3 separate regions of the Homo sapiens genome follow, and regions 1 and 2 are each linked to region 3. Evidence: chromatin loops called from intact Hi-C (ENCODE). Cell type or tissue: PC-3. All regions are shown on one strand.

What was found. A loop is a pair of places that touch in the nucleus more often than their neighbours do. Peaks named below come from ENCODE experiments on the same cell type or tissue, not always from the same donor. Only the 100,000 strongest peaks of a DNase experiment are listed, where the experiment ranks them.
Region 1: it touches region 3 in a loop (8-fold over the local background); 1 of 110 quality-filtered maps calls a loop at or near these places.
Region 2: it touches region 3 in a loop (9-fold over the local background); 1 of 110 quality-filtered maps calls a loop at or near these places.

The regions. Positions count from the first base shown.
Region 1 is chr21:30,617,937-30,625,936 of GRCh38, forward strand. It overlaps KRTAP20-4 (keratin associated protein 20-4), which reads left to right and starts at 2,691. Exons shown (of 1, transcript NM_001350977.1): 1 at 2,691-2,914. The coding sequence starts at 2,722. The coding sequence ends at 2,856. In PC-3, no CTCF peak of the experiment used is centred here; DNase peaks (open chromatin) are centred at 2,345, 4,075 and 4,325; H3K4me3 peaks cover 1,109 bases; H3K27ac peaks cover 4,425 bases.
Region 2 is chr21:30,501,145-30,509,144 of GRCh38, forward strand. It overlaps KRTAP19-5 (keratin associated protein 19-5), which reads right to left and starts at 997. Exons shown (of 1, transcript NM_181611.3): 1 at 513-997. The coding sequence starts at 946. The coding sequence ends at 728. In PC-3, CTCF peaks have their summits at 4,653 and 4,857; a DNase peak (open chromatin) is centred at 4,667.
Region 3 is chr21:30,710,364-30,718,363 of GRCh38, forward strand. All of the region lies in intron 2 of LOC105372773 (a long non-coding RNA gene), which reads right to left. Among named protein-coding and RNA genes, the nearest start is that of KRTAP21-3, 4.4 kb to the right of the region's middle. In PC-3, a CTCF peak has its summit at 4,240; DNase peaks (open chromatin) are centred at 4,288 and 4,838; H3K27ac peaks cover 2,941 bases.

The DNA.
Region 1 (8,000 bases), 92 kb before region 3:
GCAGGTTCAAAATATTTACAGTATGGTTTTCTCATCTCACAAGTTTGAAGATCTCTGCTCTCGACCAAATTTTCTCAAGGTGTGGTCTAGGGACGCATGTGGGAACCAAAGACCCTTTTGAGGTCTCGATAAGGGCAAAATTATTTTCATAATACATTTTTCATTTTTACTGCCATACATTCATGAATGAACGGTGGAATTTTCCAGATATATGCATGTTATCACAACAGACTAAAAGCTAAATCAGATATGAGAAACTGTCTTCCATTAAGCGAGACATTAAAGAGATTGACCAAACATGTAAAACATTCCACTATTCCTAAGAAGTTTTTGCTCTAAAAAAATTATGTTTCTAAAAATATGAAATTATGACTGTTATTTTGAAATTGATTAACTCATATTTTAAAATCATCAATTTTAATTTTAAAAAGATGAATATCAGTAAATATAACACATAAAGAATGGCTTTTCAAGATCCTCAGTAAGTTCTTTTATGATCGAAGAGTTTTAAAATCATTACTCCAAACAAACTAATCCTATCCACCATTATTTCTTGGTGGTACGTTACTTGAGACAGAAGCATGCCTGAAATATTTTGGTTTAAATCCTCAAATATGGGAGTTATTTAATTAGGAAATAACACTATGCTCTTTGACTCTCTGTGTGTTGGTTTTAAAAAGTATGGTTCAAATAATAGATACATATTCCAACAAGAATTTTAAAAGAAAAGTGACAAAGTCTTCAATATCTCAAATATAAGAACTCAAGTGACTAACCCTACTTAAAATTCACTTTCTAGGGGCAATTAATCTGTATAGCATAAACGAGATTCTTTTAAAAGAGAATAATATAGCCCATGGCTTTTCTTTTCTTATATTTGCTGCCATCGTTCCCAGGGATATATTTAATTTTTAAGTGGAAACACTGTCTAAAATTTGGTTCCTAGCAGAATTTTCTCATTCCTTTTTCTATATTGTTGTATTAGATAGGAGTAGAATTTATTGCAAGTGATAGAAATAGTGTACATTTTAAGAATGTATTTCTCTTTCACATAATCAAAGTCTGGATTTAAGTCATCTCTAGCTGGTTTCTAGTCCTCAGTGACCCAGACTCATTCTAAATCATTGCTTCATCATTCATAAGATGTAACCTTCATCTTCATAGTCAAAGATGGTGGCATTTGTGTCCTAGGGAAGAGGACCAAGAAATATACAAAGAAGATGATAGACTCCATGCAACTTGAATCTTAAGGAAGGATCCAGAAAGCCGTCATATTATACCTTAAATTTTATGCATTGTTCAGAACTTCATCACATGACTAGAGTGGGTTTCAAAGAAGCTTGGGAAATTTAGAGGATTTTTTTCCTAAGTTGATCATGCCCAGCATAAAAAAAGAACTATTATATTCAAAGAAGGGGAGAATAGTGAAAACAAAGCAACTATTCATCTTTATTACCACTAGAGTCCATCAAGTTTGGCAAACAATATTGGTAACCAGCATAGTACTATAATGAACATCTCAGGTCAGTTATATCAAAACATCATAATAAAATTCTTTTTAATATATAAGCACCTTTTAAAATGTACATATATATTTATGTATGTCCACTTGCTTGTTACTGCAGATTAGTATGTGATCTTGTTTAGGCAATAAGAGATCCACTGTATGTTTTATTTTTTTTAAATAACAACATCTATTGGTTTTAAGTTTGTCAGAAAAAGCACCAAATTATTAAATGTAAATATTTAAGCTAAAAGTTGGAACAGGAAGTCCTCTAGGTCAAGCTTAGCACTTAGATGTGTGTTTACTTAGATGTATGTACTAAGTACTTATCTTAGTCCTCAGATGTGTGTCCTTACTTGTTTACAACAAATACTCCTTATTCCCCCAGGTGACTGCTATATGGATCCACTACCCTATTTCATATATTTATTTTCCACTGTCTCAAAAACGCTTTCCTGGAGAAGTCCAAAGAGAACATCAAAACAAATGTGAAAATACGGGAACCCGAGAGGTGAGATGTGGGAGATCTCACACCAATACTTCGATTTCTAAATAAATGTTTACAGTGATCTGACATAGAAGCAAAATCATGCTAACAAATAAATAAGACTCTCAAGATAAAAAAAAACATATGTGACTTTATATTAGCATTTTATTGTAAATGTGGTCAGTTCACTGTTAATAATCAATATAAAATATTATTTGGGATGAAAAGTTATTTACCCCAAGGAAAGAAATTGTGTAATTTACAAGATATTTTACTTCAGATAACTTTCCACTTGTATCACTTCCTCACTCAAATAAATATACTTCCAGTTTCTGTTTGCATATTTGACTCACCAGTAGAAATCATTAGAAGTAAAGAAAAAAATCTGGATCAGAGGGCTTGCATATTGTTAACATTTTAAGGAACCTGAGTCTAGACTTTAATAACAAACAAGAGTGAGAAGATCACCAAGACACAGGAAGCATCTTCTAATTAAGGGCATGTAACATTATTATTGAGTTTCAGACAAAATAGTTACATTTTTATAAGGATATCTGTACTTACTGAAATAAATTTCGTCAAGTTTTATTATGCAGCTTTCTCTGAAATATGAAACCAAACGGCCTCATACACTATTGAAGATGTATAAAATTTCATTTGCAGATGGTGACATTCAAACTGAGAAAAATAATTCCCTGATCCACAACTGAAACATCCACTTCTGAACACCATGTCCTACTACAGCCATCTTTCTGGTGGCCTGGGCTGCGGCTTGGCTGTGGCTGTGACTATGGGAAGGACTGTGGCTGTGGCTGAGTATGGCAGGTGCAGACATGGCTGCCACTCATCTTACTCTGCCAGGTAATGACACCATGGATTCCACTGAGGAACACCTAGAGCAGTTCAGTCTACTGCACTCCTCCAGCTTGATTTCCTGATTCTGTTTCTATAATTTTTCACGTGAGTAATTATATTTGCTATACAAACTCTGATAGCTCATCCTGGTGAACTTGAAGAACACAAAGTTCAGACCTGTCATGCTTCTGAATTCATGAAAAGAGCCAAAAATTCGTCAAAAATTATAGGTAAGTTTTATCTTTAATATTGTGCTACCAATAAATTTATTTTATATTTTCAATCAGTATCTTTCATATGAAAAAAATTTAAGTTCTATTTTAATTGATTGTTTTCTCATATTCAGGATGGTTCTACTTTATTCTACATTAATTTGTATAGAACTGTGAGGAACTGCTTTTGGGCGCTGCCTTTCATGCTATTCTGAGATGACACTGTTTCAAAAAAGATAAGCATAAAATCATCAGTCCATTATAATAACATGGGTATAAAAGCTACTTTCAAATGTACCTACAGGCAGCATTATTACCTATACATAAGGAAGCAAAATGTCATTTGACACAATAATAGTCCCATTTCCTGTTAACATATGCTAGGGCTATCTTTCTAAAACCCCACAGCTAGGTTGTCTCATTCAGATCTGTGCCTTCAGGTGGATAGAAATTGTCTTTTCTGCTTTCCACACTTCTTGCTGCTCCTCTCAGTTCTATAGCAAAAGAGGACAACACGTATCTCAGGTCCACCTTTCACTTGCATTGGGATATATTAACCTTGTTCATCCAATTTCTAATTTAAAGAAAACAAAACTGCTTTTTTGAATTATTCTAGCTTTTTTTTTTTTTTGAGACAGAGTTTCACTCTTGTTGCCCAGGCTGGAGTGCAGTTGTGCGATCTTAGCTCACTGTATTCTCCATCTCCTGGGTTCAAGTGATCCTCCTGCCTCAGCCTCCCAAGTAGCTGGAATTACAGGCAAATGCCACCAGGCCCTGCTAATTTTTTGTATTTTTAGTAGAGACTGGGTTTCACCATGTTGGCCAGGCTAATTTCGAACTCCTGACCTCAGGTGATCCACCTACCTTGGCCTCCCAAAGTGCTGGGATTACAGGCGTGAGCCACCGCACCTGGCCTTAATTATTCTAGTTTTCTTCTCCAAGCCAACCTAATAAGGAATAGGAATCTCCAATTCATAAAACGTCAGTGAGGAGCAATGTTTCTCAACATCCTATGTATGATTCACACAATATTCTTAAATATCAATACACGTGATGCAAGCACTCCAGAGAGTTCAAAGAAAAGTATTCATTATTTTTAAAACTTTTAATGGCATGATGTGGGAAATGTATTTTTTCCCATATTTTAAGAAGCCCTATTTTACTACATCAACAACTGATTTAAAATATCCTCCTCCAGTGTTTTATCTGATACAGTGGATTTTTCTCAAAGTCTCTTGCCTAACTGACACATTCTCAAGTGATGAATAATAAAAAAACACATTATTCCACACCCTATCATTGATAAAGGATCACAGCCCTGCAGCTAGAATAGTTGCCGCCTAATAAATATTTTGAATAAATAAATGAATGACAATGAATCATGTTGAAAATTTCATGTCTTTCTAGAATTTCTTATTTTTTATAGCAGAATGTGGAAGTAGGAATGAACTATCACAAAAGTCTTGATATACAAGTAAAGTTATTTTGCCCAGAGTATTGGCTGTCTGTTTGTATGCTCTGTGTGGAGTACTCGGGATAGAGCATAGCTTTTGCATAAGAGGAAATATGGACATTCCCAGTGTCTCACTCGTCTATATTATGACTGTGAATAGACTGAGAAACAAATTATATGCATCGCTCTTTGATCATTCTGTTAAACAGATCAAAACCATTTCTTCAAAATGGAATACAATAACTGCTTAATACATGATGTATATATGCATTACTTCAGCCATATTTAGCTATGCTATCCTTCAAGCAATTCCATGTGAATATCATTGTGTAGCTATGTTTCAGTCAACTAGACACATCACTGTGTCTTCTCTATTCGTTTTTTTCAAATCCACCTCTTTTGCTTCTTACATCTGCTATCCAGCCTGTCAGTGAGAAGTACTTCAAATGCTGTTCATCTTAAAGCCTAATCTGATTGATAGCTTCTTCTTGGAGAGAATCTAAGCTCTTTCACTAGAGAGAGGTGTTCTGTGGGCTGGAAGCAGTGGCTGATGCCTGTAATCCCAGCACTTTGGGAGGCCGAGTCAGGCAGATCACCTGAGGTCAGGAGTTGGAGACCAGCCTGGCCAACATGGTGCAACCCCATCTCTACTAAAAATACAAAAGTTAGCTGGGCGTGGTGGTCCACGCCTGTAATCCCAGGTACTCCGGGAGGCTAAGGCAGGAGAATCACTTGAATCTGGGAGGCGGAGGTTGCAGTGAGCCGAGATCATGTCACTACACTCCAACCTGGGCAAGAGAGTGAGACCGTGTCTGAAAAAAAAGGAAAAAAGAGAGAGGGGTTCGCTCTCTGCATTAGGCACCTGCTTCATCCAGTTGCCTTCTGAACAGAATTCGAAACTCACATATGTAATTATGTGTTCCTCGTGTCCATTTTCAGTTGCTTTATTCAAATACCTCACTCCATGGTGTGTACAACACTGTGCCAGGTTCTCAATACCAGAGGAGGACTCCCACTTCCTGGAGGATAACAAAGCTCATCCCAATGCCAGCATTAGGAATAAAAGTCCAAACACTTTTGCCCACTGCATCTTGGTAACAGAGTTGCCAAGGGAAACACAACAGCATCAAGCACAGGATGGAGCAATGCTTTTACTCACATCAGAAGAGACAAGGTGAGATCAGCTCCAACAGCGTGTGCCCATCCCTCATAGCTAGCGGGTCCCCAGGTTGCCACACAAGGCAATGAGACTATGCACACCCTTCTGGAGCCACAGTAAAAGGACCCCTCCCCATCACCCATGGAGTCTGAGATACTGAAAGCTAGGAGCACGTCTTGCCTGAGAGCCATTGACTTACAATCTTAGGCACACACTGAGCTTCAAACAGGTAATGCATCCCTACACAAGATGATAAACCTGGCACTGATTATATAGGCCTTTTTTTTTTTTTTTTTTTTTTGGACGGAGTCTCTCTCTCTTTCCCAGGCTGGAACGCAGTGGTGCAATCTCGGCTCACTTCAGACTCCACCTCCCAGGTTCAAGGGATTCCCCTGCCTCAGCCTCCTGAGTAGCTGGGATTGCAGGCATCTGCCATCACGCCAAGCTAATTTTTTTTTTTTTTTGTATTTTTGTAGAGACAGGGTTTCACCATGTTGGCCAGGCTGATCTTGAACTTCTGACCTCAGGTGATCCACCTGCCTCGGCCTCCCAAAGTGCGGGATTACAGGCATGAGACACCATGCTCAGCCCTGTAGGCTTTTTGTCTTTTGGCAAGGAAGTGTTCCAGGAACAAGACCCATTTTTATAGCGTTAAGTGGGAATCAAAAGACTGCATGCAAGCGACCAGCTTTCCCAACACACCAGAGCACGAGGACAGCTGTAGACACTAGGAACTGTATTAGGCCATTCTTGCATTGCTGTAAAGAAATATCTAAGACTGCGTTACTTGTAAGAATAGGGGTTTCATCGTCTCATGGTTCTGCAGGCTGCACAAGAAGCACTGTGGCATCTGTTTCTGGGGGTTGCCTCAGGAAGCTTCCAATCATGGCAAAAGGTGAAGAGGGAGCAGGCATATCATGTGTCAAAAGCAGGAGCAAATGCAGAGCAGGGAGGTGCCAGATACTTTCAAATGACCAGCTCTCATGACCACTCACTATCATACTATCACAAAGACAGCACCAGGCCATAAGGAATCTGCCTCCGTGATCCAAACACCTCTCACCAAGGCCCACCTCCAGCAATGGGTATTACAATTCAATATGAGATTTGGGTGGGACCACATAGCCAAACTATATCATTCCATCCCTGGCCTCCCCCAAATCTCATATCCTTCTCACATTGCAAAATATAATTATGTCTTCCCAACAGACCCTCTTAAGTCTTAACTCATTCCAGTATTTGCTCAAAACTCCAAAGTCTCATCTGAGACAAGGCAAATCCCTTGCACCTATGAACCTGTAAAATTGTTTTTTAAAAAGTTATCTGCTTCCAAGATGCAATGGGGGTATAGGCATTGAGTAAACATTCCCATTTCAAAAGGGAGAAATTGGTCAAAATAAATGGGCTACAGGCCTCATGCAAGTATGAAACCCAACAGGGTAGTCATTAAATCTTAAAAATCCAAAATAATCTCCTTTGACTCCATATCCTACATCCAGGGCACACTGGTCCAAGGGGTGGGCTACCAAGGCCTTGGACAACTCCACCCCTGTGGCTTTGCATGGTGCAGTCCTGGTAGCTGCTCTCATAGGTTGTTGCAGAGTTCTTGTAACTTTTCTAGGCATAGAGTACCATCTGGAGAGAGATGGCCTTTTCACAGCTCTACTAGGCAGTGCCCCAGTGGGGACTCTGTGTGAAGCCTCCAATCCCATATTTCCCCTCCACACTGTCCTACTAGAGTTTCTCTGTGGGGGCTCCATGCTGTAGCAGGAATCTGCCTGGACACCCAGGCTTTTTCATACATCCTTTGAAATCTAGGCAGAGGTTACCAAGAATCCACCACTCTTGCACTCTGTGAACCAGCAGGCTTAACACCATTGGAAGCCACCAAGGCTTATGGCTTGCACCATCCAGAGCAGCAGCCTGAGCTATACCTGAGCCCCTTTGAGCCAAGGCTGCAGTCGGAATAGCAGGTATGTGGACAGTGTTGTCCTAAGGCTGCACAGGGGCAGCAGGGCCCCGGGCATGGTCCAGGAAACTGTTCTTTCCTGCTAGGCTTCTGGGCCTGTGATGGGAGGGGCTGCCGTGAAGGTCTCTGAAATATTCTTGAGGCCTTTTCCTCATTGTCTTGGCTATTAGCACTTGGCTCCTTTGTAATTATGCAAATATCTCTAGTAAGTGGTAGCACTACAGCCTGCTTGAATTCCTCTCCAGAAAAACACTTTTCTTTCTTTGGCACATAACCAGGCTGCAACTTTTCCAAACTTTTGTGCTCTGCTTCCTGTTTAAATATAAATTCCAACTTTAAGTCATTTATTTGTTCCTGCATC
Region 2 (8,000 bases), 210 kb before region 3:
CCTTTATGATGAGTCGCTTCCACTTAACAAACAGTAAATATAAATTCTCTTCCTTATTATTTTCATAACATTTTCTTTTCTCTTATTTACTTTATTGTAAGAATACAGTATATAATGCATATAAAACACAAAGTATGTGTTAATCAACTGTTTATGTTATCAGTGAGGCTTCCAGTCAACAGTCGGCTACCAGTAGTTAGGTTTCTGGAGAGTCAAAAGTTATATGTGGATTTTCAACTGCATGGGGGAATCAGTACTGCTAACCCCTACATTATTCAAGGGTCAACTGTGACCTTTGAATGTGAATATATACATGCACACACATACATACAGCTATATAGATAGGTGCATGTATATACAAAATTATTTTGTTATATATAATATACTTCTATATGTATAGTAGTTTGTTCTTTTTTCACTGGATATAATTACAAATAACCACTTTGCCATTTTGAGTCAAGCAAAAAACAAAAGTCGTGTATTTGCTTTCAGTTAGCATAATTTATTCTAAAAGGAACAGAGAAACCCCACAGTTATAAAGGTACAAGTAAGACACATCCAGAGACATAAAGCAAAGAATTATGGAATGATAGGTATTCTTAAACCTCTTAGATGCTAACTGCTCTTGATCTTGGCTTGATCCAGGGTGACCTCGTTTGTTTGTTATTGCAGTCAGGTTTGGGTGATCTTCTTATGTCCCCTCATGTTAGGTTGTCAGGGAAGGATTTCAATAAAATCCAGAGAATCCATATCCTCCATAGCATGATGGACGGCAGCTGCGGTATCCATAGCCTCCGAAGCCAGAGCCGTATCCGTAGCCTCCGTAGCCACCGCCATAGCCCAGTCTGCGGAAGCTGCCACATCCACAGCCATAGCCATAGCCCAGGTCATCGAAGCCTCCGTAGCCGTAGCCCAGGCCTCCATAGTAGTTGCCGTAGTAGTTCATGGTGTCAGGAGTGGTGAGTTGGTATGCTGCTCAAGGCAAGATCCTGAGTGTGAACACCAGCATGTGTAGGAGGCTTATATACCCTGGTCAGAGCGTGTGATGAGTCATCTGTATACCCTCCTTTGCTATAGTTATTTGTATTACGTTTGATGTTACAACTCATTTATCTATTGTCTTCTGATGTAGGGAGATGCCCTCATTCTCATTAAAATATTTCAGCTTACTTAATGTCTTATTCAGGACACGATTGAACTTACTGCTTTGCTTTTATGAAAAGAAAGGGCTTACTGTTCAAAATATGCACATTCCAAATGCTCAACAGAATTGCCTATTACCAGGTGTATTACATCATCTACACTTTATGGTATTCCTTTTATAATGAATAATTTCCTTTGTCCGTCATCTTCCAAACTGATAACTTCATATTCAACTAAATTTACAGCTGTTTTTTCAATTTACAGATGTTAAATCTATAGTTTTAAAAAGCAAACTTATTTATCAAGGTGAGGTCTTCAGAAAGTGCCTATATGCACAATACAGGAAAACATTTGAAATCAAAATGATTTTAATGCCCTGCTGTGTACAATCGCCAAAGGACTCAAAAAAAGAGAGTGTATGCTGATTTTTAGCATTTTATTCACAATAACTTTTATACTATTTTTGACTTTGCACACCAGCTTCAGAACCTTTTGGTTGCAAAATACATAAGAATTAATTTCAGAAATTGAGGGCACAAAATCCATCTCCTACGCAGACTTATCAGAGTAGCACTTTAGTTTTCCATTCAAGTCCTAAAACTCTCCTTTATAATTGGTTTTATTCAAAGTCCTGGTAAAATTGCAGATTGCATCTGCCTCTGTTTTGCACATTCTAGTCAATTACTTTCTTTCTTTATCATTTTTCAGTAGTGTATATATGACCTCTATTTCCTTTCTCATTTCAGCTTTTATTCTTCTTCCCATTTTCTTAATGTCTATAGAAACAGCCAGGTAGAAGTTTATTGCATACATTCCCTCTGTCTTCCATCGACTTATCTCAACGCTTTTTTTTTTCTATCTCCTCTTTGTATTCACTGTAACATCTTTCCTGATTTTTTTGTTTGTTTGTTTTTTGAGACGGAGTCTCACTCTGTCGCCCAGTCTGGAGTGCAGTGGCACCATCTCGGCTTACTACAAGCTCCGCCTCCCGGGTTCACGCCATTCTCCTGCCTCAACCTCCCCAGTAGCTGGGACTACAGGCGCCCGCCACCACGCCTGGCTATTTTTTTTGGATTTTTAGTACAGACGGGGTTTCACCATGTTAGCCAGAATGGTCTTGATCTCCTGATCTCGTGATCTGCCCGCCTCGGCCCCGCAAAGTGCTAGGATTACAGGCGTGATTCTGATGTTCTTCTATGTCTATCCTGTACTCATTTATTCTGAGGTAATTTCTAACCACTGCCTACTGATCTGTTAATAGTTCATTAAAATATCATTTTTAAAGCTTTCTATTTTTTGTACTTACTAAACATCCTCAACTCCCCACCCCAGCAAAAATACTTAGAAATAATGAATAAGACCTACTATTTGATAGCACAATAGAGTGACTATAGTCAATAACAACTTAATTGTACATTTTAAAATGTCTTGAGTAAAATTAGACTGTTTGTTAACTCAACAGATAAATACTTGAGGGGATGGGTTTTTTAAAATGTACTCCAACTCCTATGGCTTTCTGAAATTTAAAAGGTATCCTAAAATAGAAATTGTCTTCAAAGTTTTCAAAATAAAGGCACCATGGTGAAATGGCACAGAATAGAGAAACATATGTAAAGAAATTTGCCCTGGGCTTCATAGAGTTCCTCAGCTGACTTTGTTGAATTAGTGAAACAGATACAACATTGAGACCACTCTTGATTAATCTCCATGCAGCACCTGTCTCTTGGCTTCGACAACTAAAAATTCATTTAATTTACATGACTTTGAACATGCTGGTGAGTTTTTGTGAGATTTATAAGTATTTTATCAAACATAAATTTCCTAAAAGGAATGCTTCAGTTCTTCTAAGCAACAGACTAGGGAATTAAAAATTGTTTATTGAAGAAATTCTAAGTAAATTGACAGTAACTGCCACAGCAACCACAATCTGTGCACAACCCTGACTACGCCTTAGTGAGCTACCTTTTTAAGACAGAAAAATAGCTCAATAAGTCTTTCCATTTATAGAGTAGGATTTAATCCAATATTTGCTACATTTCTTTTATCCAAATATTGGTTCATTCTTATTTCTCATCTGAACTTGAAACAGTCAATAAGCTGAGTTCTCAGTGAGTCCTTTTGAAGCCATAAAATCACAAATAACTCAAAATCACAAATAACTATATTAAGGATACCACAGTTTGTCCATATAAATCAGCCTGATAATGTAAGAGTGTTTAATAGCTAATTTTTGTTTGGGATGCATAAACAATGCATACATCTGAGATATAAAACCAAACAAGATATAAATGGAAAACCTCAATAGCCAAATAAGAATTAGAATGTTTTAAAGAAATAGACTATGTGATAATTTTCCACAAGACCAATTAATGATCGTAAGCAGTAAATGATTAATACTAAAATAAAATATATAAATCTACATATTTTATATACAAAATATATAGAACAAATATTTTGTCCTTTTTTCGAAGTGAACAAATAGTAAAATGAAAGCATCCATTGTAAAATGAAGACATATATTCATTTGTAGTGATATTGGTTTTATGCTGAAAGAGATTGTTAGACTCAAAGTCGATTAGACCCAAAGTTGATAGAACAATGATGTTTTATATTTTCTCCTTCTTTTCACTTTTAGGAAGTTTACTTTGGAATATATGCTTAATAACTTTATGATAATGGATAAGGAAGAAGAAAATATGTTCTTACTTGGGATAAGTAGTAACTTTTACCTGGAAAGAAAGAAAGCTTTTGTTATAAATTCCAAAGACTTCGTTTAACTCAGACACAAACTAATAATATATAAAAATGTAAGTTACAAAAATATGTTAATATTGAATTATACCAGCAATGCCACAAGTGCTTTTTCTCATTATAATTATACTGATCTTTCTTTTAATTGCAAATTTTTAATACTTTTACTCAGGCTGGGAGGATATTTACCTGTATGAGAATAGAGCAGTTTCATCTGAAATTCAGTTATAGGGTCAAAATTCCTTTAATGAAATTACCAAAATTTATCTACCTTGCCCTCCCCTGTGAAGGTACAGCATCTAAAGAGAGAAATAACAAGATTTGTCTGAGTTGTTTGTTCATATTTCATCTTTACATTGCATAAACAAACCCAAGTATTTCTCATAAAAATAAATAATCTTGAGAATTGAGCTTATTTGTTCTGTTTTTGCCTTCAAGTAAAGCTAAGTTAGCAATTCAGAAATGTATTATATATAACAAAATAAAAGTTAACAAGAAAAATTTTAAAAACAACAGCAACAAAACATAGTTAATCTAAGAGATGAAATTAGTCTCCATATACTCTGCTCCAAAATTGAAACCATCCACAGTATTATTACAAGAACTTTCCAGATGGCATTCAGATTTGGAATTATGCAGTGAAAGAGACTCAGAATGATGGACTAGAGCATTAGGTTCAGGTGAACTGCTTTCTGGTCTTGATTCTGACACTTAGATTTTAACTCTAGGCATCACTTAACTGTTCGGCATTTCCTCACCTGTACTATAGGGGGCAGCACGGTACAATCTGTAATAATCTAACGTTTGGTCCAGCTCTCACTTCTTTTGTCCTTGTATTATTGAATTTCCCCAGGAAGGGGTCCAGTTTCAGTTTCTGCAAATGGCTAGCCAGTTTTCCAAGCATCATTTATTAAATAGGGAATCCTTTCCCCATTGCTTGTTTTTGTCAGGTTTGTTGAAGATCAGATGGTTGTAGATGTGTGGTGTTATTTCTGAGGTCTGGGTTTTGTTCTATTAGTGTGTATATCTGTTTTGGTACCAGTACCATGCTATTTTGGTTGCTGTAGCCTTGTAGTATAGTTTAAAGTCAGGTAGCGTGATGTCTCCAGCTTTGTTCTTTTTGCTTAGGATTGTCTTAGCTATGCAGGCTCATTTCTGGTTCCATATGAAGCTTAAAGTAGTTTTTTCCAATTCTGCTGAGAAAGTCAATGGTAGCTTGATGGGAATAGCATTGAATCTATAAGTTACTTTGGGCAGTATGGCTATTTTCATGATATTGATACTTCCTATCATGAGCATGGAATGTTTTTCCATTTCTTTGTGTCCTCTCTTGTTTCCTTGAGTACTGGTTTGTAGTTTTCCTTGAAGAGGTCCTTCACGTCCCTTGTAAGTTGTAATCCTAGCTATTTTCTTCATTTTGTAGCAGTTGTGAATGGGATTTCATTTACGATTTGGCTCTCTGCTTGTCTGTTGTTGGTGTATAGGAATGCTTGTGATTTTTGCACAATGATTTTCGATCTTGAGACTTTGCTAAAGTTGTTTATCAGCTTAAGGAGTTTTGGGGCTGAGACGATGGGGTTTTCTAAATACAGAATCATGTCATTTGCAAAGAGAGACAATTTGACTTCCTCTATTCCTATTTAAGTAGCCTTTATTTCTTTATCTTGCCTGATTGCCCTGGCCAGAACTTCCAATACTATGTCAAATAGGAGCAGTGAGAGAGGGCATCCTTGTTTTGTGCTGGTTTTCAAAGGGAATTCTTCCAGCTTTTGTCCATTCAGTATGATATTGGCTATGGGTATCTCACAAATAGCTCTTATTATTTTGAGATATGTTCCATCAATACCTAGTTTGTTAAGAGTTTTTAACATGAAGGGATGTTGAATTTTATCGAAGACTTTTTCTACATCTATTGAGATAATCATGTGGTTTTTGTCATTGGTTCTGTTTATGTGACAGATTACGTTTATTGACTTGCATATGGTGAACCAGCCTTGCATCCCATGGATGAAGCCGACTTGATCATGGTGGATAAGCTTTTTGATGTGCTGCTAGATTCAGTTTGCCAGTATTTTGTTGAGGATTTTTGCATCGATGTTCATCAGGGATAATGGCCTGAAATTTTTTTTTTTTGTTATGTCTCTGCCAGGTTTGGTATCGGGATGCTGCTGGCCTCATAAAATGAGTTATGGAGGAGTCTTTCTTTTTCTATTGTTTGGAATAATTTCAGAAGGAATGGAACCAGCTCTTCTCTGTACCTCTTGTAGAATTTGGCTGTGAATCCATCTGGTTCTGGGCTTTTTTTGGTTGGTAGACTATTAATTACTGCCGCAATTTCAGAAGTTGTTATTGGTCTTTTCAGGGATTTAACTTCTTCCTAGTTAAGTTTTGAGAGCATGTGTGTGTATAGGAATATATCCATTTCTTCTAGATTTTTTAGTTTATTTGTGTAGAGGTTTTTATTGTATTCTCTGATTGCAGTTTGTATTTATGTGAGATCAGTGGTGATATCCCCTTTATCATTTTTTATTGTGTCGATTTGATTCTTCTCTCTTTTCTTCTTTATTAGTCTAGCTAGTGGAATATCTAATTTGTTAATTTTTTTTCAAAAAACCAGCTCCTGGATTCATTGATTTTTTTCATGGGATTTTTGTGTCTCTATCTCCTTCAGTTCTGCTCTGATCTTAGTTATTTCTTGTCTTCTGGTAGCTTTTAAATTGGTTTGCTCTTGCTTCTAAGTTATTTGCCTAGCAGGAAACATAGGCAATACCATTCAGGACAGAGACATGGGCAAAAACTTCATGACTAAAACACCAAAAGCAATTGCAACCAAAGCCAAACTTGACAAACGGGGTATAGTTAAACTAAAGAGTTTCCTCACAGCAAAAGAAACTAGAATCAGAGTGAACAGGCAGTGGGAGAAATTTTTTGCAGTCTACCCATCTGACAAATGTCTAATATCCATAATCTACAAGTAACTTAAACAAATTTACGAGAAAAAAACAAACAACCCCATCAAGAAGTGGGCAAAGGATATGAACAGACACTTCTCCAAAGAAGACATTTATGCGGCCAACAAACATATGAAAAAAAGCTCATCATCACTTATCATTAGAGAAATGCGTATAAAAATCATTATGAGATACCACCTCCCACCTGTCAAAATGGCGATTATTAAAAAATCAGGAAACAATAGATGCTGGCGAGAGTGTGGAGAAATAGGAACACTTTCACACTGTTGGTGGGAGTGTAAATTATTTCAACCATTGTGGAGAACAGTGTGGTGATTCCTGAAGGATCTAGAACCAGTAATACCATTTGACCCAGCAACCCCATTACTGGGTGTATACCCAAAGGATTATAAATCATTCTACTATAAAGACACATGCACACGTATGTTTATTGCAGCACTACTTAATAGCAAAGACTTGGAACCAATCCAAATGCCCATCAATGATAGACTGGATGAAGAAAATGTGGTACATATAAACCATAGAATATTATGCAGCCATAAAAAATAATGAGATCATGTCCTTTCCAGCGACATGGATGAAGCCGAAAGCCATTATTCTCAGCAAACTAACACAGGAGCAGAAAACCAAACACTGCATTGTTCTCACTCACAAGTGGGGGTTGAACAATGAGAACACATGGACACAGGGAGGGAAGCAACACACACGGGGGCCTGTCAGGGGGTGGGAGGAAAGGGGAGGGATAGCATTAGGACAAATACCTAATGCATGTGGGATTTAAGACCTAGATGACAGGTTGATAGGTGCCACAAACCACTATGGCATATGTATACCTATGTTATAATCCTGCACATTCTGCACATATATCCTGGAACTTAAAGTAAAATTTTTAAAAAAAAGAAAGAATTGCTTTCTGGTGAATGGTAATTGATTTAAAATCTACTTTACCAAAACAAAACAAAACAATAAGTCTTTTGGATGAATGATGACTGTCATCAATTAAAGCTGCAAAGTGCAGAGGGACCCATTTCTTGATTATATCCAGCCATTTATTTTCCATTTGCAATTGTAAAAAGCTTTAGTGTCATGAGGATGATGATGATTGTAAAAAGAAAGCATATCATTGAATGCCAC
Region 3 (8,000 bases):
AATTGCTTATTTTGCCCATTTTATCCAGTTACTAACATGTTCAGTGTTTCATTTAACAAATATAAATCATATATTACCATACTCTTCACATTGTGTCCATGAGGCGTGCTATCATGCTGTAAGGGAAACAAGTATGTGCATGCAAGTAAAAGAGAAGGGAAATGTATTAGTCCATTCTCAGACTGCTAATAAAGACATACCCAAGACTGGGTAATTTATAAAGGAAAGAGGTTTAATTGACTCACAGTTACAGACAGCTGGGGAGGTCTCACAATCGTGTCAGAAGGTCAATGAGGAGCAAAGTCACGTCTTCCATGACAGCAGGCAAGAGACAGCTTGCCTCTAGGGGAATTCCATCAGATCTCATGAGTGTTATTCACTATCATGAGAACAGCATGGGAAAAACCCACCCTCATGATTCAACTACCTCCACCAGGTTTCTCCTATGACACTTGGGAATTATGAGAGCTACAATTCAATAGAGATTTGGGTGGGGACACAGCCAAACTATATCAGGAAACGAAGGGGAGAGGAGAGGAAGAGGAGGAGAGGAAAGAGGAGGGGAAGGGAAAGGAGAGGCAAGAAGGGGACGAGAAAAGAAGAAGAGAAGGAAAGAATACAAAAAGGTTAGGTAATATAATAGGCATGTTCATGGGATACTATGAAACCAGAAAACTAAAAATAGGTGAAAAATACCAATAAAGATAATTAAATCCTAATTCATGAGAAGGATTTCTTCAGGTAAAGAAAGTGGAGGAATAAACATCTGTAAAAAAAAAAAAAGTTGCCATTCAGATGTGTTCTTTATCCATTTACTTTCTTAAAAGAATATTTGACAGAATGCACAGCTGGTGACATGGCCTCACGTGTGGCCCACAGGGTGTTGACAGGCAATACCGTGAAAGGTGAACAGACAGACTGAGAAGGAGGAGGTCAATGTTGTCGCTCAGCACATGAGGAGACATGTTACACAGTCTCCCTGAAGAAGTGTATAGATTTTCTAATTAAACAGGATTTGCTCAGTGAAAATCCGAGATCATTGACTGTTAGCACCTTTACTTTTTATAGAACCACTGCTATTTGCCAGTACCCCACAACCTCCCAGGCACTCTGCAGTGTCTGAGGAAGGGCACTGGGCAAGAAAAGTTATAGGAAATGTGTTTGGTTTGTTCTTTCTATATTGTACCTTCCCTCATCAAAAACAGTCACATAGGAGAAAATTTAGATGGAGCATATTTATTTGTTAAAATCTAAGTGTCTTGAAAATAGAGAGAATAAAGGGTTTTAATATTGTTGAGGGAGCAGAGTAGGAATACAAAAGAGTAAAAAAGAAACAGAGAGAAGTTTCACCTAACGCCCTTACAAAGAAAGAAGCATGAGTTCTGTCCCTGGAGCAGCAAGAAGCTATGTACCACTCCAGGACACTAAAAAGTTAGCAAGGTCTCAAAGAAGATAGCAGAATTATGCTAAATTCCTAGCTTCAGCAAAGATTTCTGCACTCCATACTTGGCCTACACAACTTAGCCAATGGATTTCAAAACCACATCATGGGCTAATGTAATGACAAAGTCTTTCATGACCATCACTAGCAAAAATTTATGGATTTTGATGTTACCTTTGAAGTATAAGCATTACATCTGATGAGATGTAAATTATAATAAATTTACAGATGAAATTTTCTATTAGCTATTTTTTACACTATTTTTACACTATTTTTTACACTGTTTTTTTACAGATGTTTATTCCTCCACTTTCTTTACCTGAAGTGGCAATTTGGTTTTGCATTACGCAATATAAAATCAATATTAGAAGTTGTGTAAAGCCTAATTCAAACCTATAAAATGTGTGAGGCAAAATTTTAATGTTTATATTTTATTCTTTTTGTTGGATTCTCGCAGAAGTTCCTTGAGTTTTTGGTCTTAGACTGCCTTTACATAAGTATATTTTGTGTATACAACAAGATACTAAAGAATGAAACTATGAAAGCCAGTAAAACAGCTACATTTTTTCCCAGAAAGTAAGTCAAAGTATATACTTTTGAATACTCTGTCCTTTCCCCAATGTATGTTCTTGACATTTTTGTCAAAAATACATTGACTATAAATTCTTAGATTACATTCATGAATTTATTTCTGGTTTTTCAACTTTGTTCCGTTGTTCAATGTGTCTGTTTTTATGACACTACCGTGCTGTTTTAGTTACTATGGCTTTGTAGTATAATTTGAAGTCAAGTAATGTAAAGCCTTCAGCTTTGTTTTGTTTTTTTGTTTGTTTGTTGTTGTTGTTGTTGCTAAGAATTGCTTTGGCTATTCTGGATCTTTTATGGTTCTATATAAATTTTAGGATTATGTTTCTATTTCTGTGAAGAATGTAAATTAGCATAGCTACTATGGGAAAAAGTGTGGAGGTGTCTCAAAAAAACAAAAATAAAACTGCCATAAATTACAGCAATCCCACTGCTAGGTATATATCCAAAAGAAAGGAAGTTCATATAGCCAAGAGATATCTGCACTCCCATGTTTATTGCAGCACTATTTATAATAATTAAAATATTGAATAAAACTAAGTGTCCATCAAAATTGATGAATGGATTGCCTAAGCCTAGGAGTTTGAGACCAGCCTAGGCAACACAGAGAGAGACCCTGTCTCTCCAAAAAAAAAAAAACAGTGATGCATGCTTGTAGTTCCAGCCGCTTGGGAGGCTGAGGCACAGGAGGATCACTTGAACCCAGGAGATCGAGGCTGCAATGAGCTGTGATAGTCCCAATGCACTCCAGCCTAGGTAACTGAGAAAGACCCAATTTAAAAAAAGAAAGAAAACCGAAAAAAAAAGATAAGAAAAAGAAAATAAATAAATCCTAGCATTTGTAATAATATGGATGGAATTGGAGGACATTATGATACATAAAATAAGCCAGACACAAAAATACAAAAAGAGCATGTTCTCACCCATAAGTAGGAGCTAAAATAATTGATCTCAAGAGTTCAATGATGGCTACCAGAGACTGAGAACAGCGCTGGAGAGGAAGGATAAAGAAGGGTTGGACAATGAGTACAAAGATACAGTTAGATAGAAGGAATAAGATCTAGCATTTGATAGGAAAATAGGGCAATTATAGTTAACAATTATTTATTTTATATTTCGAAATAGCTAGAAGAGTGAAATCGGAATAATCTCAACACAAAGTAATAATAAATGTTTCAAGTGATGGATATTCCAACTACCCTGATTTGATCATTACACATAGTATTCATGGATCAAAATATCACATGCAACTATAAATATGTATAACTATTATGTATCCATAAAAACTGAAAATAAATAAAAAAACAAAGTATGGATTTTACTAATGGTGGGAATCACTTCGATTATTTAAAGATACATAATGGGTACAATGAAAGCTAGAGATGTCCAGGACCCCATGCGCTTGCATCCTCAATCAGCCCTCTAAAGTTCTCTAGAGAGAATGCAGATGAGAATTTTCAGGGAAATAGTTTATTACAATTTATGGCTCTGACTCCAAACTTCTGTGTGGTCTTCTTGGCATGTGTGAATCATAAAGATTACTTGCAGTTTTAGCATTGCCCCCATGACATTTGAGTTGTAGATACAGATTCCAATTTTGCCAGTGCACTGTGCTGTCTTGAATGATCAGTTCCATGTCTTATACCTGTTTGTTTTCCTAGTGCTTACCATAAGCATTCAGTTCCTGTTTGTAACTTTTCCTCGTCTCTCTACCACAAACCAACTGTTCAGCTTTGGGCGGAACATTCAAGTGGTCATTATCTAAATTGACTTATATAAAGAACGCTTTGAGGGAATGACATTTAAGGCCATCTCAAAGTTTCTCTTAAGTAATTCATTTTATTTTCGTTAATACCTTTTGAGATTTGAAGACTACTATCACATCTTTTTTAAATTACTTTTCTGCCAAGTTCTCATAAGTCAGCTTGTTAGATCATTTCTGACTTGGAGGGCCTTAAATCTTATGAAAACGTAATAATGATAGAATTAGCATCTCCATGTGGTTGTACCTCAAGCAACAGATCCTCTGTGGAAGAAGATGACCTTCAACTATGTCAGTCTGGACTGAAAAAGGATATAAGGTTAATTGAATTTGTCTGTTTGGTTTTGGTTGTTTGATTTTCATTCCCATATAGTATAGTTAAAAGCTGAGGTCTCGTTTTGTTTTGAGTCAACTCTTCTATCATTTGTCCCTTGGAGTGACTTTTTACTGCCCTCTAGCTGAAGAGGAGGCCATAATTCTCTGATGCTAGAGAGTGCGGGAACATGCCATCTGTCCTAAGAAGGGGGCATGAGTCGAAAGAACACCAAAAGTGCAGTAAGTTACAGCTGACTCATACAAAGGGAAAAGAAGAGAACAGGGATCCACAGACATAAATTTTCCAGGGAGAAAATTTGTGGCCTGGAATATATATCCCTGTGTTTCCTATGTGGTGTTCCCTTTGATAAACCATCTAACTAGAAAGGACATTTTAGAAAAAGAGAGTTAGGCACTCTGTTCTTTGAAATAAAAAGTCAGTGAAGGAGAGGAAAGTGAAGATAATGGTGAATACAAATTTCTGATTCTATTTACCATTTTCCTTTCTACTTTGCCTCCACCACAGTAATGTTTTTCCTATTATCTTATTAAAAGAACATTCATAACCAAGTCATCACAGTTGATTGTAATAATGTATGAATTAACTGTGTAATTTATATTAATATATGATGACCTAAACCATTTAGGTTTTGCATCACTTTGCGTTACTTAGATTCTTGGTACACAATTGGAAAAATATGTGTGGAATTTTAACAGACAATGGTGGGCGTGGGATGGGCTTTAACTATGTATTTTCTTACCTTAGCTGATATTTACTTCTATTCCCATTTGAAAATACTGTTTCCTCCTTGAAAAGTGCAATGTATATGATTCACCAGCAAGAAAAGCAGATACTTTTTATTGCAGCATTTTCATTGCTGTATAACTGAAGTTACACTATGGATAACACAGCAACCAGCAAATTTGTTTCCATTTATAAACTGTTAACATTACATTTTCTATTTAAAATTGAAGTTTGTATTATTGTTGTTTGATTTCACAGGAAAATTTGATATTCTAATTGATAGATGATAATTCTATACATCAAATTCTTATTTTACATATTCGTAGTTTCTAGTGAATACAAATATCAAGGAAAAATGATGTAAGACAACATAGCCTTAAGTTGATTTTATCGACAATGGAGTGCAATCACCTTGTCTACTTTTGGTCGTTGCTGTTGTTGAGAGTGAAGATTATTTGTAATGATTTAGAGTTTAAAAGGACCATATTTCTGATCTTGCATTGGTAAATAATCTCAAATGGTAATGAAATGTTTCTTTCTTTTTTTTTTTTTTTTTTTTGAGACGGAGTCATGCTCTGTCGCCCAGGCTGGAATGCAATGGTGTGATCTCGGCTTACTGCAAGCTCCACCTCCTGGGTTCAAGCGATTATCCTGCCTCAGCCTCCCCAGTAGCCGGGACTACAGGCACCACCACCATGCCCAGCTAATTTTTGTATTTTTAGTAGAGACTGGGTTTCATCATGTTGGCCAGGCTGGTCTTGAACTCCTGACCTTGTGATCCATCCGCCTTGACCTCCCAAAGTGCTGGGATTACAGGCGTGAACCACCATGCCTGGCCTCGTTTTTGTATAATCCATTTTCTCAGAGGCATTTCACCATTTTGTTGGGCTTTAATTTGAAAACACTATTGCAAAATACTCAAAAAATACAGTAATTATTTTAAAAAATCACTCAAGCAATGTAACGGTATACTCCAGTATGTCACACTCTGCTTTGCAGTCAAGATTCTAAAGTTATTACTTTTTCTATGATGAAGTTCTCAAATAGAGTTCAGTAGAGGTTAGAGGACTACATGAAGCCTATGAGTGAAGATGATACAGCACATATGTAGTGTGAGATGATGTTATCCTTTTTGTTCTTAAGTAAAATGAATATACATATTATTTTGATATATATTATTTTTTAAATAAGAAAACCAAAATAACTCCAAGTAATTTCTAACTACTAAAATTTAAAATCTCACACATGCTTCTAAGTATCTGTATATTTAGAACTAAGTAAAAACAGGCCAGGTGTGGTGGCTCACACCTGTAATTCCAGCACTTTGGGAGGCAGAGGCAGGCAGATCACTAAAAGTCAGGAGTTCGAGACCACCCTGGCCAAACATGGGGAAACTGTCTCTAACAAAAATACAAAAATTAGCCTGGCATGGTGGCAGGTGCCTGTAATCCCAGCTACTCAGGAGGCTGAGGCAGGAGAATTGCTTGAACCCGAGAGGCAGAGGTTGCAGTGAGCGGAGATCACACCACTGCACTCCAGCCTGGGTGACAGAGCAAGACTCTGTCTCAGAAAGAGAAAAAAAAAAAAAAAAAAAGTAAGAGCTAAATAAAAACAGGGAAATCCTTAGAGTTCGGTTGCTCTAGTAATTTTTATGTACTCCATGAATTCCAACAAAAGCATGAGACCAAAAAAAAAAAAAAAAAAGGAAAGAATAATAAAATCAGATGACTTAATTTGGAGGCTGCTACCTCTCAAAAGTTAGCATAGATGAAGCATTACATTGTTTGCTGCAAAACAACATACATAAGGAGTCATTTGCCAACAAAAACAAAATCCTATTATTACGTATCATGCTACATGCTAAGTATACTATCTCATTAACTATGGCAACAGTCCTCTGACATCAGTGTTTATAACCTTTTTGTTTGAATGGAAGAGGAGACTTATGAAATATGAAGATTAAGAAGTTTTCTGACACATGCACAGCTAGGAATGGGAACATTGGCATCTAATGTCACTCTCTGTTGCCCCAAAGCCTGTGCTTTTTAAGAAAGAGAAATGTTGTGACTACACTTTGCCATAGAGGAGAATTGTTTGATATCCCCATATAAATAGTCCTAGACTCACTTTATCATACATAGCAGTCTCATAGAGCAATTCCTTCGCCACCACAGGAATGGAGTCAGGAATTTTTTTTTTTTTTAGATGAGTCTCACTCTGTCACCGGGCTTTCTTAAATAATTTTATAATTATGTAACAAATATAACTGAAGAAAAAAACAACTGATTTTTGACTTTGATTTTGAGAGAGAGAAAGATATGAGGAGAAGTAGAAGGAGGAGGAGAAGGGAGAAGAGGAGGAAGAGGAGAAGTAGATGCAAGGTGATGAACAGGGAAATAGTGTAAGAATGTCATTTCTATTTCAAGTGGAATGTTAGGCAAAGTCTCCTAAGGAGTTCATATTAACCAGAATCCCAAAAAAAGTGACAGAACTGTCTATGAGAATGTTTGAGAAAAGGCCGACGGAATTAGAATTAGAATCATTGTGTTCGTGTGTGTGTGTGTGTGTGTGTGTGTGTAGCCAAGGCGGGTGGATTATAAGGTCAGGAGTTCGAGACCAGCCTGGCCAACATGGTGAAACCCCGTCTCTACTAAAAATACAAAAATTAGCCAGGCGCGGTGGCGGGTGCCTCAATCCCAGCTACTTGGGAGGCTGAAGCAGGAGAATCACTTGAACCTGGGAGGCGGAGGTTGCAGTGAGCCAAGATCGCGCCACTGCACTCCAGCCTGGGTGACAGAGCGAGACTCCATCTCGAAAAAAAAAAAAAATGTTTCAGTGATTCTCTCTCCTCCTCCCTTTTCTTTGGCTGATAATAATCTACTATTCTACACTAAGGATGATATCATTCCACTTCCTTTCTTCATTTTGTATATTTAGAAGTATATCTAATTAACAGGTACATATTTATTTAATATTAAATATGTGGTGGATACTGACAATTAAATAACTCAAGTTTTATGTAGAGTAGAAAAGATAAAGAGAAAAAGAGTTATTGAAAGTTAAGAAGAAATTTCTAAGAAGCTAAGGATCAACTAATCTACATAGTGGTCTGGCTTTCAAGGGGGTAAAACATGCCCCAAATTGGTGTTGAC